2 separate regions of the Homo sapiens genome follow, and region 2 is linked to region 1. The links are chromatin loops, found by intact Hi-C in ENCODE. Cell type or tissue: endothelial cell of umbilical vein. All regions are shown on one strand. Links, peaks and the distances in the headings refer to the core of each region. The heading gives the core; the rest is flanking DNA.

Region 1 (8,347 bases), core at 322-8,321:
TTCAGTTCTGAGCTCTCTCCAGTGTACTTTTCCTCTGACAGCCCTGCCGAGAAACTTCTTGCTACAAATACACATCTCTCAGTTCAGTGTCCTTCCTTCACTTTAGGGCTTTCTCTCTAAACTTTCCAACCCAAAGAAACATGGAAAAACGTGCAGAAGCAGAAAAGAACAACACATGTATGGATATCATATTTGTGGTCTTTTGTTGTTTTGATGGTCCTTATCAAAACTTACATTTCAACGGTTCCAGGGAATGGTTACTGGGGAATGGTTGACCTCTTGCAGAGACATTTTGACTAATAAGTAGTATCCCTGTAATCTCATTCCATTCCTGGGGTGAGTCAGGCAGTGAATGGACTGTTTACATCTAAGTAGAGAGATCCTCTTTTAGAAATATCACTAATTAAATAGATCTTCTGAGCTACAACATTATCGACTTAGCAAATACCCTCAAACTGCACTAAAATATATTTTGCCTACTCCCGTTCACTATGCAGCATTACTAGTTCCCACAGACTGCTTGCCTACATGTCAAGCACCTTGCTGTTTTAGGTTAGAATCCGATGAAATCGGAAGTTCAATTAGCAAGCAACAGTGAGATGACAAAGCCTCTCGTGGGCTCTGTTTAGAATTTCCCTGTGTGCTAAAAGCAACACAATAAGTTACGCCACTAACATAGAAATCATCCTAATGCAAACAAAGACTCATACAGGTGATGACAAATCAGGATTTACTTTGATAGAAACAATAAAGTCATTCTTAGCATATGCAGAGACTCAATGCCAGTGAGAGAGAGTATAGCACCCTTATTCATGAAGTGTTTCTCTGGGACTGATGGTTTCTGTGAAATCTAGATTTAAATATACAGAAACTGCGTACTATGCCATAATCTTAATACAAAAAAAATAGGTTATGCATTGAGATTCATCTATCCTTGTGATGAAGAATGATTTTAAATATCTAACCTTGAAGAAGGCATTATAATCACTTTGGCTTTATTCTACATTTTGCTTCCCCTTTTTAGCCTCTGCTGTCTATGAAATTCTCCAGTGCAAAGCCTGCTGTAAAACTGCAATCAAAAAAAGGCCTGCCTATGTGGATGAGTAAGTTCATGATGCATTTACCAACAAAAGGGGCTCAGCCCAATTTTGGAGGCAAGAGCTTCTTATGATAGCCATCATTTTCCATTTATTTTATTCCTTCCATGACACACTGTTTATCAATATGATTAATTTGGACCACACTTTCAACTCTGCCGACTGATTTTTGCTTTGGAAAATAAATTAAACTGTGGTTTACAGAAAATCCAAAACAACAGTGGCTAAGCAATACAGAAGTTTCAATAGTTCTCATTTAGTCGTAAGCAATTTAGGGTTGGTCCGACATCCCATGTTGTCAGGGACCTCCACTTTCTCTCTTATTGTTGATCTGTTGCCCTCAATATACAGTTTCCACATTATTTTCCAAGGCAGGTGTTCACGTTCATGCTCACAAAGGGGAAGGAATGGCAGAAACACGTACATACTTTTAAGATCCGAACTGGGTATCCTACAAGGGCTTCTAGTCATACGCCATTGGCCAGAACTTTCTTATGTGGGAAATGAAGCCTTCACTCTGAATGCCTCTGGATACAGCTAAACTCCAGGCGTTATTTTAGAGGGAAAAGAGAAGAAGGAATATTGGGGACAACTAGTCCCTTGCACAAGGATGAAAACAAAAGGGCAAACGCAGAAAAGCGAAAAGTAAGGCAAGGAAAGAAACACTGCAGGTAAGCTGTATGTGCTTACACTTGGAAAATTAATTTAAAAAAATAAAAACTGAGGGATAACTCTTCTTACCACACACTTCATCTCCTTCATAAAACACAATTCAAGCATTAATTATCATGATAAAAGACTGGGTTGTAAAGCAAACCTCTTAGAGAGAGCCACTGATCACTCTCATACAACCTAGGCCTGGGCACCACCAGCGGGCAATTACTGAGTATGTGCAGGTTCTGGGGCCTCAATTAGACTGACCTGAATGTGGTCATTCTCCTGATGTCTTGTTTCCGGCTGAAGAGCTGGAGGACAAAGTCTTGTCCTCATTTCCTGCTTGGATGTATGAATCAGTCATGCGTTTCCCATTTGATTCCCGTCTCTCCCAGCTGAGAGAGAACTTGGAGAGGAATTAATTACAGAAGTGGCCTGAGTGTTGCTCCACGTGGAAGCAGGACACACACAAGGCCTGCAGCTTCACCGGGAGCCTCGTGGGCCTCTAAGCAGGCTGCCCCGCAGATTTCCCTGACACTTGCTGGAAGGGCTACACGGGCAGAAGCGTACTGATGCCCCTTGTGCAAAATAATACAACATTTCATTTGACATCATGGCTACCTTGAGAGGCAAAGAGGGTAAAGATCATTATCCGTTGACCATCTACTAGGCAAACATTCAGACAGACTAAAAATTGCTCAAATCAGGATGGAGTCTAGGGAACTCATGCAGACTAGTTTACTGTACTAAAAAGAAACATGCATTTAGGTAAAGCACTCTTCTTGTAAAAGGGACATCTTTCTGAAGATGCTATCTTTGATTTCAGTGCAAACATACTGAGCATTGTGGTTCTTTATGATAATAAAAGGTGGATGGTGGGAATACTTTCATGTGAATAATTTGAGCGTTTTAATCCTATGTATATAAAATATGTGGTTCTGTGTACTTATTTTTAGGTACATTCCTAAACAGTCATAATTTGGCTCTTTATACCTCATTATAATTCTTAGAAAAATTCATGAGTCTTTGCATCTAGGAAACAAAGGGTTATTGCCCCATACTAAAAGTTATAACACCAATATGGCAGTATGACTCTAAACTGAAGTCCATAGAAAGCTCTCCACTATGTGGCATATAATGCCCTTTGTATTAGTTTTCTTGTCTGCTGTAATTAGCACAAACTTGCAAAGATAAATCACATAAATACTTTTTTTTTTTTTTGAGATGGAGTCTCACTCTGTTGCCCAGGCTGGAGTGCAATGGCCCAATCTCGGCTCACTAAAACCTCCTGCCTCAGCCTCCTGCGTAGCTGGGATTACAGATGTGCACCACCACACCTGGCTAATTTTCTTACAGCTCTGGAAAAAGCTCAAAGTACCATCAGCAGGGCCACGCTTGCTCCAGAGACTCTGGGGGCAATTCCACTCTTCGTCTCTTCTGGCGTCCGGTGGTTGCAGGCACTTCTTGGCATGCCTCGGCTTGCAGCCACTTCACTGTAATCTCTGCCTGTCTTCACAAGGCCCTCCTCTCTGTGTCTTCTCTTCCACCTGTGTCTCTTATAAGGACATTTGTGATTACATTTAGGGCCCACCCTGACCATCCAGAATAATCTACTCATGTCAAAATCCTTAACTTCATCACATCTCCAAAGACCCCTTTTCCAAATAGGCAACGCTAACAGGTTCTTGGAATTGGCCTGTGGACATATCTTTTGGGGGCCACTATTCACGCCTCTGTTCCCTTTATGATATGGATCTCCGTGTACATTTTAACTTCACCTCCTACAATGCCCATCCCCTCAGTGCATCATACTCTACCTATTAACTCACCATTATCAAATAGGTCAGGTTGTCACTTTCGTGCATTTGCACATTCTATTCCCTTTACACGAAATGCAGTTCCCTGCCTGCCTAACTTGCAAGCTTCTGCTCATTGTGTGTCAAAAATTCCCAATTATTGCCTCCATGTCCCTTTCTCCCAAGAAAGTAGAGCACTTTTCTTCGGAATTTCCATAGCCCCTTATGTACTACTCTATCAGAGTATGTATCAGATGAACTCCAGTAGGCATCACACATGTCCTCATCTGAGTGTGGTTCCCCTCCCACAGAAGCTCATGATCCATCTCTATATTTATGTTTCAATATATGAAGTATAATAGTTTTTAGTATGTGCACTATAAAAAAATCTCAGTATCTTTCCTTATTACAAGGAAATTTAGGTGATTTAAATACACATAAATGAAAAAATAGAATTGCCTATGTCAAGTGGTAAAAACAGGACACATTTAACTGGTGTATATCTTTCCAGTATTTATATATTTTTCATTATGTATACATCTGTGTATATATAAAAGTCACTAAAATCAAAATAATCTGTACATTCTTTGTTCTCCTGAAACCTAGTATATACTTAATAATAAGTTTAATAGATTAATGAAATAATAAATTAAAGATTTAAAACCTACCACCTAAACAGAGCTAACATGATCACAGAATAAATGATGTTATTACTTTGGCATAAATATGGGTCTCTGCTTGGATTTCTAAGCAATTATTCCTAAGATTCTATCAAAAAGGGCTTTATTACTATCCAAATGTTATACAGTTTTTAAGAAGAGAAATGGAAGAATCCCTTTGGACAGTGATATTATGAAAATAATTTATTCTTGAAATCATATAATATAATGATAGTTGGTAAGTTTTCTTCACATTCTTAACTTCAGTGTCTTTCCAAAGATGGCTTTGAGGCCAATGTAAGATGATAGTAATTGGGGCTTTGTTGTAAATGTCTAATTCGTTCATTTCCTAATCCAAAGGAGAAATAGAAAATATAAGAGCTATAATGAATTTTTATTTCTTATGAATTCAAATTAACACAGATCACCCTGCAGGAGAAAAACTCGTCATGGAAAGCTTGCAGTTAGAATGCCATTCTTCCGAATCATGCACATGTTACTTTGGGAAAGCTAAATGCCTATTAACCTGAGGCACAGAAAGTGCAAATTTGTAAACTTGGTTTGAGGAAAAAAAAATACCTCTACTTTCATATTCTGCATTCCAAATTGCAGTTTGGGGGACGTTAGCTTTCCTGCAAACACTTGTCTGGAAGGAATCAGAGGGCTTCCTATCCGGTGAACAGCACATGCAGTGGATGAATCAGCACTAGCTGTGAGGCATACATCCTTCCCGCCCCAAAACAGGCTGCTTTCTTCACTTGGAAAGATACTCAAGTTTCTGGAGTTTGCTTGGAGAGTACAAACAGGCTCTTGCAAAGTTCTATCACCCTGTGTTCTAAAACTGAGGAATCTCAAAACTTACAAAGCCTAAATCAGTAGACCCTGGACCACTCCAGAGCCAAAATCTGTCCTGGGTGGTCACAGTGAACTGAAATCAACATAGCCTTCAGTTAATGAGGCTTAAACTCTTCTGCAGATAGATCCAAAAGTAACTTATTAGTTTTAAAATTCTTAATTTATCATCCATTAAATGACTTACATCCTCCCACCACGCCATGCTGAGCTGCTTCTTTAAAAAGAGTCAGAGGGTATACTGGAAAGCAAAACAGTTGTATTAGTCCGTTCTCATGCTGCGAACAAAAACATAACTGAGACTGGATATTTTATTTTATAAAAAAAGGTTTCACTGACTCACAGTTCAGCATGGCTGGGGAGGCCTAAGGAAACTTATAATCATGGCGAAAGGGGATGCAAACACGTCCTTCTTCACATGGCAGCAGCAATGAGAAGTGCAGAGTGAAGTGGTGGGGGAAGCCCCTTATAAAATGATCAGATCTCCTGAGAACTTGCTCATTCTCAAGAGGACATCATAGAGGTAACTGCTCCCATGGTTTAATTACCTTCCACCGCATCCCTCCCACAATGCATGAGGATTATGGGAACTACAATTCAAGATGAGATTTGGGTGGGGACACCGCCAAACCATATCAATAGTAAACTTGGAATTCAGAGATACACATTTCAGTCCTATTATCTGGGCCAGAATTTCAACCGTGAACCTAGGAGAAAGTTCTGAAATAAGAGTTTTGAGATATTGGCCAGGCACAGTGGCTCATGCTTATAATCCCAGCACTTTGGAAAGCCAAGGAGAGAGAATCGCTTGAGCACAAGAGTTTGGGACCAATACAGACAACACAGGGAAACCCTGTCTCTACAAAAAATTGAAAAATTAGCCAGGCATGATGGTGCATGCCTGTAGTCCCAGCTACTCGGGAGACGGAGGTAGAAGGATCGCTTGAGCCCAGGAAGTGGAGGCTGCAGTGACTGTGACTGCAACACTGCACTTCAGCCTATGTAAGAGAGTGAGACCCTGTCTAAAAAATAAAAATAAAATAAATAAATAAATAAATAGTTTCAAGATATCATCACAGTGAAAACCCCAAATATAAAACAGCAAAGGTGGTACTTCATTAGACTAAACTTTTTCTTAAGAGTCTCCTTAAACCTTTTGTTATGATAAAGTCAACTAACCACAACAAAGAGACTCTTTCAACAAAGATGTCTTTTTTAAAATTAGTCAATTAGTAGTTATCATTGAGGTTGCTATTTTACACAGGTCTTAGCATCTAACTTATTTTCTGGTGGTTGTACAGACCTTGAGAAGTCGAGATCAAAAAGATTAGTAATTAACCTCCCAAAATCAGCTATTCTTTATTCAGGTAGAAATGGCAAAAGTTAAACTTGCAGCATCAGTCAAGGGAAAAGTCATAACTGATGTGTTAACATTTTATTACAGTTTTAGAAATGTCTAAACATATCTTTTGAAATAAAAATTTAATCAAGCTTTTCCAGACTTCCCCATCCCAGAATCGTATATACATTGACAATAAGAGAGTAAGAAGGCTGCTCAGATCTCTCCCACCCCGAAGAGGCCGTGATTCTGTGTATTTATTCTTTGAGCTGAATAGGGCACTGTTTTGTGAACTCCTGCCTTGGAGCGCAGCAAGATGCAGAGAGGTCTCCTCATAGCCTGCACAGCCGCAGAACAGGAAAGGTGTTGAAGGAAAAAAAATCATTACGAGATGAACTAAAGTCCCTGTTTCTTTCGTCTTTCAGACTCACACAATTTCTTCCAATATTCATGTTTAAACAATGTACATGGAATTCAAAAAACATTAAAATTTCTTTTGGATCAAGTCCTTCTGACAATACTGTGATGTCTGTGATTTCTATTTTAGATACCCTTCAGGGTAAGATATGCCATGCCTCTATTGCAACAATTAAAACTTCTATGGGACAAATGACATGCCAGCCATGAATATTGCAGGCACAGAGAAATATAAATTATAATTTGCGTATAACCACATCATTTTACTCTCATAGTCCACAACTATTCACAGTATGCCTATTCATTGAAAGGCACTATACTCATTTGCAAATTAAGTTCTGCCCTCTAGGCATTTGAAATATAGCAGAGAATAAATATTTAATGAAATTTCAACAACAAAATAAATAGTATAGTATCATAAAAGATAGTCATACAAACTTGATTTCAAACAATAGCTCTTAGAGATGGAGTAAATCAATGAAGATCTTCAATTAGATAAGATAATAGAAAACATTTGGTGATAGATCAATGCTTTAAAAATGTGTTCTACAGAATACCTACCAATCTGTTATCAAACATGCTTGAAAAGTTGCAATAATGTATCATCATGAAGGTTTAGATATCAAAGGTCCCAAGAAACTCTTAAGAAAATCTTTAAACACTCATTTAGCTCAGCATTTCCCAAATACATGTAACTATTAATCTAACTCTCTTTTTCCTAGTAATACCAATTACTGGGATAGCAAATACAACTGAATCGGACCCTAAATTTTCTACTGCTAGCATCTGTTAATGAGGTCATTTAATCTCTCTGAACCTTTCTTTCTCTATCTGTAAACTGGGGATGATAATAATACAGGCTCTGATCCCTTTGGGATTAGTTCATGTAATTATGTGAGTTACATAATCATGACATGAGCAATTATGCATCATATAAGGTATACAGAGCATCTAACAGAGAACAAGGTTCTTACTAGCACCTCACTAAATGTTGGGTCCCTGTTCTCTCTTCCTTTCATTCTTCATTAAGGAAGAATAGACCTAACAGGAACGTCATATTTTAAAGATCACAAATGAAAAGTAGATGTGAGACTAGCACCAGGTTCTCTTGATAACCAGCTCAAAATTCTCTGGAGATCGAAGATTTTGAATACCAGATGTTGAGACCTGGAGAAGGAGAGTAGACCCAAGAAAGGTGAAAGACCTAACATGGAATGGATCAGAGTAAATGAACTGACTGAGTTTCCAGTGTTTTAGTGTCTCAGTGACTTAACATTTCAGTGAGAGCTGGGATTCCGATCCCAGTCCCTGGGATCACTTTGCCTTGCTCTGTCCCTCCTACAGCAGATGCAAGGTGGAGCCCAAAAGGGGCCACAGCCAATGGGTCCAGCTGTATTCCTAAACAGACTGAATAAAAAGGGCTCTACACATTTCCAGGGCTACTCCATCTGATTGCAAAAGATACTCAGCACTCACGCCTTTCTAAGCATCAACCTGGTCTCTGAAATAGCCACAAGAGGGCAACACTATCAT
Region 2 (8,347 bases), core at 319-8,318, 85 kb before region 1:
GGCAAATAGTCTCGAAAAAAAGTAGTTTGTATCTCTTTATTTGTACTCTTTACCTGTGAACACTATGAGATTATACACTTTTGTGTCAAACCCGAAAGTCCCACAACTCAAAATTGCATCCCTGATTTTTCTAATGAGCTAAAGGAAGGCACATGATCAAAAAGAGAAAGTTGTATCCCTTTGTATTACAGTTTGGCATAATGGAGCTTTATCTTTGTTTAATTAATTTAATATTTTCTATGAAATAAACTATGATGCATGTCTATCTTTTTATATGTCCATAGCACATGCAAATATAAAGATCTGTATCTATTCAGGGACTGTATTCCTACAAATATTCATTGGTGAATTTTTAAATTTATTCCAAAAATATCTATTGAGTGCTCGACACATGCAAGGTACTGCTAAATGCTTTGGGGAACATAAAAATGAATTAGACAAAAACCATGCTCTTAAGGGACTCACAATATATTAGGGAATGTAAGAAATACACACAAATAACTCTGGTACATGGTTGACGATGATAAGTCCCATATGAGCATTACTGATGAAATGCCATGGGGATTCTTGAAATAATGAGGTATTTTGCACAGCAGGAAGGAGCAGAAAAACTATCATAGAAAATGTGGAACTTGAGCTGATCCTTTAGCAATTGGCATAATTTGAGCATGAGGGGAAAATATTTCAAGGAGAGCAAACAAAATGAGAAAAGACATAGAGGACATTCCAGAGTGTGATGGTCCTGCTATAGGCCTCATAATGCCAAAAGAAATAGAACACAGGGGCACAGAAAGGGCTGCAAAAAGTGACGGTAATTAGACACTTGAGAAGGGATGAGTTATCTCTCCAGGCCTAAGTATATGAAGGCGGTGCATCCATTGTCCTGACTTCTTCGAACCTGACTGTATTAGTCCATTTTCACACTGCTATAAAGAACTGCCTGAGACTGGGTAATTTATGAAGGAAAGAGGTTTAATTGACTCACAGTTCAGCATGGCTGTGGAAGCCTCAGGAAACTTACAATCATGGTGGAAGGGGAAGGGGAAGCAAAGCACCTTGTTCACAAGCTGGCAGGAAGGACAATGAATGGAGGAGGAACTACCAAACACTTATAAAACCGTCAGATCTTATGAGAATTCACTCAATATCACGGGGCAGCCTGGGGGAAACCACCCCCATGATTCAATTACATCCACCTGGTCTCTCCTTTAAAACGTGGGGAATATGGAGATTATAATTCAAGATGAGATTTTGGATGGGGACCCAGCCACACCATATCATTGACCCAGAAAGCTTTTCAGTCTGCATTGATGGTGTTGACCACTGAGCTGGTGTGCCTGCATGAGCAACAAGGGGAGGAAGCAGCGAAGGACATACGCTTTCTGAGTTGTAAACTTATGTGGTATAATGCATACCTGACTCTGCTGGTTTGAGCAACCTCATCCAAAGTTCAAGTTGTCATATGTACACCAATACTCCATCCCAGACTTTGAGGTCAGGTCTAACACATATGACAAATAATAGCGTGAATAATAGCAGTGATAAGCGAATGCTTGCTATGAATGTTATCCAGAGAGCAAATCCTATAAATGAAACATCAAATTTTATTTAAGTAATACCTGAATTAGGGTCATAACAAAGAGGATGGACTCTGGAGGAAGCAATGAATAGGAGAGGGAGAATTGGTGAACCTGTTGACTAAGAGGATATTGGCATGGTAGCCAGCCCCCAAGGTGGCCACTAGTGAATCTGGCCTCATCATATCTCTATGTGGTTCCCTTCCACACTAGTAGGGTTAGACTTTTTAACCAGTGGAGTAGTGCAGTAATGACAGAGTGCGACTTCTCAGGCCAGGTCATCTTGTCCTCTTTGGGATCACTCACTCTACAGCAAGTATGTTGTAAGGACCTTCCGGCCAACTTTTGGGGAGGCCCCTGTGATGAGGTCCTGCGGCCTCTTGCCAACAGCCAGCACTAACTTGCCAGTCATGTGAGTGATCGACCTCGGAAGTGAATCCGTTAGCTCCTGCCAGGTTTTGAGGGGACTGAACCTCAGGAGAGATGCTGTGCCTGTAGAAGCCAGCTAATCTACTTCCCAAATCCTCTTATGAAAGTTGGGTGAGATAACAAATATTTATTCTTGTTTATGCCACTAAGTTTTGGGGGTAATTTTTAATGTAAAAGAGCTAGATAATTCTTCCATTAAAGGGAAATAATTAAAAGTTATACTCGTCAGATTACACACTGTAGAAAAACTTCAGTATTCACTGGAAACATACTTCCAATTTTAGACGGAAACGGTCAGTACAGAGGAACGGACGGGAGCCCTAAGGAGTTGATGAGGAGTCCCTCAGTGGTGGGAGAAACTTGTTAGAACCACATTGGCCGCACTGAGATTATGATCATGGCCTAAAAGTGAATTGTCTGGCTGGCTGTATTAACTAACTCATATAATTAGGCTGTATTCCTTGGGAATAGGGAGAGGGTTGTAAATCACTGGTGAAATATTTATTTATAAACAAGATCACCTTACATGTGTGCCAATAAACATGTACACAAGTGACATCAGCAACATGGTGAAGTACGGCAGCTCCAGACTCCTGTCTCTCCTCAGAGACATCAAAAACAAGGAGAAACTGCCAGAGCAAACTTTATCATAACTCTCAAAAATGGGCAAAAGTTGACAGCAACCAGGTGAATGCTGAGTTAAAAAAAAAAATTGGCAACACAAATCGGTTAAAAAAATATGAGTGGCGCTTCAGGTTGCTCTTGCCTCACCTGCTCCCTGGCTTGGGGGCAGTTTTGAAGATGGCATCCCGTGTTCCCAGTTTGGAACTCTGGTGTCTGGTTCTGGATGAAGCAGAGCGGATCTTCATTATTTATTTATTTATTTATTTATTTATTTATTTATTTATTTACTATTTTTGTTGTTGTTGAGACAGAGTCTCGCTCTGTTGCCCAGGCTGGAGTGCAGTGGCGCAAACTCGGTTCATTGCAAACTCCACCTCCCAGGTTCACGTCATTCTCCTGTCTCAGCCTCCTGAGTAGCTCGGACTACAGGCGCCCGCCACTATGCCCGGCTAATTTTTGTATTTTTAGTAGAGACGGGGGTTTCACCGTGTTAGCCAGGATGGTCTTGATCTCCTGACCTCATGATCCACCCACCTCGGCCTCCCAAAGTGCTGATGTTCTAAACTGTCTAGGAGTTCCCTAAAAGACTGAAGAAAGACACTCATCTTTGTTTTGCCTGACAGATAAATCACTTAAGATGAAAAAGTGGTGGGCATTGCTCAAAAACATTAAAAGACAAATGAAAAACCTACAGCTACATAGGGCAAAGGATTATGGCTGACATACGATCACAGCCTAATGTCTGGGAGAAAAGCAGGTAAGCATTTCTTTGGAAAATCAGGCGTTTGAAAGCACTTAGATATACAGGGGGAATTTAGAAAGCTACACATATGCCCAGGGAAGGGCACATGCTTACAAAGACCCTGGAGAAGGGGGAGAATAGGATTTCCAGTTAGTATATTTAATACTCAAATGTCCAGTTTTCAATGAAAAAACATCACAAAGTATATGAGTAAGCAGGAAAGCATGACTCATTCAAAGGAAAACAAAACAAAACAAATTGACAGAAACCATCCATGAGGAAGAAAGGAACTTACCAGCCAAAGACTTTAATTAACTGGCTTAAATGTGCTCAAAAAGCTAAAGGAAGCCAGGAACAAAGAACTAAAAAGAACCAGGAAACAATGTGTGAAAAAAACTAAAATATCAGTAAGAGATGGAAACCATACAATGTAACTGCTATGGACTGAACTGTGTCCCGCCCTCCCCCTCAAATTCGTATGTTGAAGCCCTAACTCCAATGTGATGGCATTCGGAGATGGGGCTTGGGAAGTAATGAGGTTTAGATGCGGTCATAAAGGTGGGCCTCCATGATGGGATTAGTGTCATAAAGAAGCAGTAGAGAGCTTAACTTCCTCTCTGCTCCAACGTGCACACAGAGAAGACGTCATGTGGGCACAGAGCATGACGGCAGCTGCCTACGTGCCAGAAGGGGCCACAGAATGAAACCTGCCATGCTGGAGCCTTCGTCTTGGATCTCCTAGCTTCCAGAGCCGCGAGAAGTTCATTTCTATTGTTTGAGCCACCCATCCTATTTTTTTTTTAAATGATAGATTGACTTGACTAATACAATAACCAAATAGAAATTCTGGAGCTGAAAAGTGTAATAACTAAAAAATTCACTAGGAAAGTTCAACAGCAGATTTGAGCAGAGAGAAAAAATAATCAGGAAATTTGAAGATTGAAGCATAGATTCAATGATTAGGACCTGTGGCATATATTATATGTCTATGTGTACTTTGAAATAGATTTATGTTACTCTGCATGCTTATTTATCATGCAATGCAAGTAGGTAAAATATAAGAGAAACCTACAAATCTCACTATTGAGATTCACAGATTCACCTGTCTTCTCTAGTCCTGTATAATACCTAAGAGAAGCTGCTTGCACTTTCATGACACATATGCCCTAGATATATGGGTGAATAACCATGTGGTTATTCCCATACAACTTCTGAGGAAATGAGAAATATTCAACAACCATTGGAAGACTGCCCTAGGGCTTGCATAGAGAGAAGGACATAGGTACTGCCACCTCTAAGCCCAGGACAGCATGGCTGTTCTTAGACTAGACAGTCTGGCTTTAAGTAGCTAATGCATTTTTTCACGTTCTCATGTTGCACTTCCAACAAATGAAAACCCACTGTGTACACTTGTACACCATATAGACATCAAGTCAAATGGAACTGAAATGAGTGCAAACCATATATGTGTATGTATAGGTAATAGATACCATGGGTATATTGTTTTATATATATGTATTCATATTATAGTGTATAGCATATATATGGTATATAGTATACAGAGGATGCATGTAGTATACAGTATATATTATACATAGTATATATAGTAAGTATTAGGATTCAAGTGAATGAAATCTAGAGAAACTTCATGAAAAAGAATAAGCAAAGCTGCTGCCCAGGGGGCTGAGAGAGAGTCAAAGATTCCTAGAAATAAGGGTGATAATATGTGAAAGTGTCCAACCTGAATAATAGAAAAAAAAGTAAAGATAAGTGCACAGAGTGTAAGGGATGGATGGAATACATTCAAATGGACCAATATATGCATTCTGGGAGTCCAAAATGGAGAACAGAGGGAGTAAAGGGCATGAAGAATATTTGAAGAAATACTGGACAAAAACTTCCCAAATTTGTTGAAATAAATAAATCTACACATCCAAGAAGCTATATGAATCCAAGTAGGAGAAACACCAGAAGTCCACGCAGATACTTTATAGTCAAACTGTTGAAAGTCATAGAAAAAGAGAAAATCTTGTACATTGTTGGTGGGAATATAAAATGGTTCGGCGGCTGTAAAGAAGTTTGAAAATTCCTGCAAAGTTAAACAAAGAATTACCACGTGACCCTGTAATTCCACTCTTACGTATATACCCCTCCAAAATTGAAACAGATACTCAAACAAATACAGGTACACACATGTTCACACAAGCATTATTCACAATAGAAAAAGATGGACATAGACCTGGTACAGTGACTCGTGCCCGTAGCTCCGGCACTTTGGGAGGCTGAGGGAGCAGATCCTTTATGCCAGGGAGTTTGAGATCAATCTGGGCAACATAATGAAACCCCATCTCTATTAAAAAAAATACAAAAATTATCTAGGTATGGGTGGCACGCACCTGCGTTCCCAGCTACTCAGGAGTCTGAGGTGGGAGGATGGCTCGAGGCTGGGTGACAGAGTAAGACCCTGTCTCAAAAAAAAAAAAAAAAAAGAAAGAAAGAAAAGAAACAACAAAGCTGGAAATAGCCCAAGTGCCCATGAATGGATATATACAAATTGTGATATATACATACAATGGGATACTACTCAGCCTGGAAACAGAACGACATATTGATACATGGATGAAACTTTGACAAACATGACTGAACCTTGAAAACATTATTCTAAGTAAAAGAAGACAGATACAAATATCCCATGTTAAATTAGTCTGTTTATATAAAACATCTGGAAAGATAAATCCATAGGGATAGAGAATGCATATTGATGATTGCTGAAAGTTAGGAGGAGAGTGAATAGGGAAAAACAAATTGATGTGTAAGGGGTATAATTTTAAAGAGATGTTTTGGACTAGACAGAGCTTGTGGCTGCACAGCAGTATGAATGTTCTCAATGCCACTAACATAACTGCTCACTATAAAGTGGTTAATTTTAGGGTAGGTGAGTTTCACCGAAATAAATTATTCTTAAAATTGACATGCACGCATAAACAGTATTCTGAGGAAGGTGTGCAATAATTTCCTTGCTGCAGAATTGAAAGTGCTGTTAGTGACTAAAAACATATGGTAACCAGAACCTTCACACCGTCTCCCCAACCACCCATCAGCATCAACAGTTGGGAAAACTGATGAGGTACAAACATATCCAGACTTTGTAATTATCCGTGGAACATCACAAGCATATACAATGCCACATAGTAATCAATCTGGTTCCCTCTGTTTATGAGTATTTGCTTTACAAATACTTTCTAGTTCAGGTATTTCCCATTCAGCAGCGACACACACAAATGCACATGACAAGCTGGTGGCCTCCTGTGCCTCTTCATTACCCTCTCAGGAGCCTGGGTGGTTTTATTTTCTTAGGGCTTCTCTAATACTTTGAAAACGTCAAATAAAAAGTAAGTGACTCAAATTTCTCCCAGAATTTTTACAGCATTTCTGAAGACAGGTTTATTTACCTATACGGAATTCTGATTACCTAATAAGAAATGTATCACCACGCCTAGATGATCTGAAATTTGTTTAAATTATACAAGATCATGACTAGTATATTTAAAATCCTGTATGTTTTTCTTTTCCTTTCTTTTCTTTTCTTTCTTTTTTTTTTTTTTTTTGAGACAGAGTCTTGTTTTGTCGCCCAGGCTGGAGTGCAGTGGCACAATCTCAGTTCACCACAACCTCCACCTCCCAGGTTCAAATGATTCTCCTGCCTCAGCCTCCCGAGTAACTGGGATTACAAGCGCCTGCCACCACACCCGGCTAATTTTTTGTATTTTTAGTAGAGATGGGGTTTCATCATCTTGGCCAGTCTGGTCTTGAACTCTTGACCTCAAGGTGATCCACCCACCTTGGCCTCCCAAAGTGCTGGGATTACAGGCGTGAGCCACCACACCTGGCCATGTTTCTGTGTCTTCACTGTGATATACAGATAATTCAAAAGACTTCATTCTTCCCATATAGGTCCTTATTTTAGTTATTAAAAATTTCCTGCTATAACAAAATTCATAGCTATTTAAAATATTTGAAGTCATATCTCAATTGACTAAATAAATTATATTTAATAGAAGATTAGTTTTGTCTCTCATTAAGAAATATATATGATCTGAAGACTTTTTTTTTTTTTTTTTTGAGACGGAGTCTCGCTCTGTCGCCCAGGCTGGAGGGCAGTGGCGCGATCTCGGCTCACTGCAAGCTCCGCCTCCCGGGTTCACGCCATTCTCCTGCCTCAGCCTCCCGAGTAGCTGGGATTACAGGCACCCGCCACCACAGCCAGCTAATTTTTGTATTTTTAGTAGAGACGGGGTTTCACCATGTTGGTCAGGCTGGTCTTGCACTCCTGACCTCAGGTGATTCACCCGCCTCAACCTCCCAAAGTGCTGGGATTACAGGCGTGAGCCACCGCGCCCAGCCTGAAAACTTTTTTTTTTTTTTTTGAGATGGTGTCTCGCTCTTGCTCTTGTTGCCCAGGCTGGAGTGCAATGGTGCGATCTCTGCTCCCTGCAACCTCCGCCTCCTCAGTTCAAGCGATTGTCCTGCCTCAGCCTCCGGAGTAGCTGGAATTACAGGTGCCTGCCACCACGCCCGGCTAATTTTTTCTAGTTTTAGTAGAGTCGGGGTTTCGCCATGTTGGTCAGGCTGGTCTTGAAGTCCTGACCTATGGTGATCCACTCGCCTCGGCCTCCCAAATTGCTGGGATTACAGGTGGGAGCCACCGCGCCCAGCCCAGAAAACATTTTTTATGTTGGATAGAAGCAAGCAATGATGCAGCTAACACTCTCTCTTATTCCTAGTACATGTTCTTTATGTTCTTTATTTGCTACATTTTGAAGTTAAAATAGTAAGTCCATCAGATAAGACAAGCAGACACATCAAAAAACTGTCAAAGTATGAAAAAAACTATGTGAAACATAGATAGCCACCCATTCTCCTTAACAGTGTTTCATTAGCTGTTCATAAATCCTGTTTGTTTCAACTTTATCCA

What was found. A loop is a pair of places that touch in the nucleus more often than their neighbours do. Peaks named below come from ENCODE experiments on the same cell type or tissue, not always from the same donor. Only the 100,000 strongest peaks of a DNase experiment are listed, where the experiment ranks them.
Region 2: a loop joins it to region 1, with 6 times the contacts of the local background. A loop is called at or near these places in 2 of 110 quality-filtered maps.

Annotation. Positions count from the first base shown.
Region 1 is chr13:107,365,363-107,373,709 of GRCh38, forward strand. The region is part of intron 1 of NALF1 (NALCN channel auxiliary factor 1); the gene reads right to left. Among named protein-coding and RNA genes, the nearest start is that of SNORD31B, 49 kb to the left of the region's middle. In endothelial cell of umbilical vein, for the core only: no CTCF peak of the experiment used is centred there; DNase peaks (open chromatin) are centred at 2,109 and 4,919; H3K27ac peaks cover 2,510 bases.
Region 2 is chr13:107,280,744-107,289,090 of GRCh38, forward strand. The region is part of intron 1 of NALF1 (NALCN channel auxiliary factor 1); the gene reads right to left. Among named protein-coding and RNA genes, the nearest start is that of SNORD31B, 36 kb to the right of the region's middle. In endothelial cell of umbilical vein, for the core only: no CTCF peak of the experiment used is centred there; a DNase peak (open chromatin) is centred at 3,628; H3K27ac peaks cover 1,281 bases.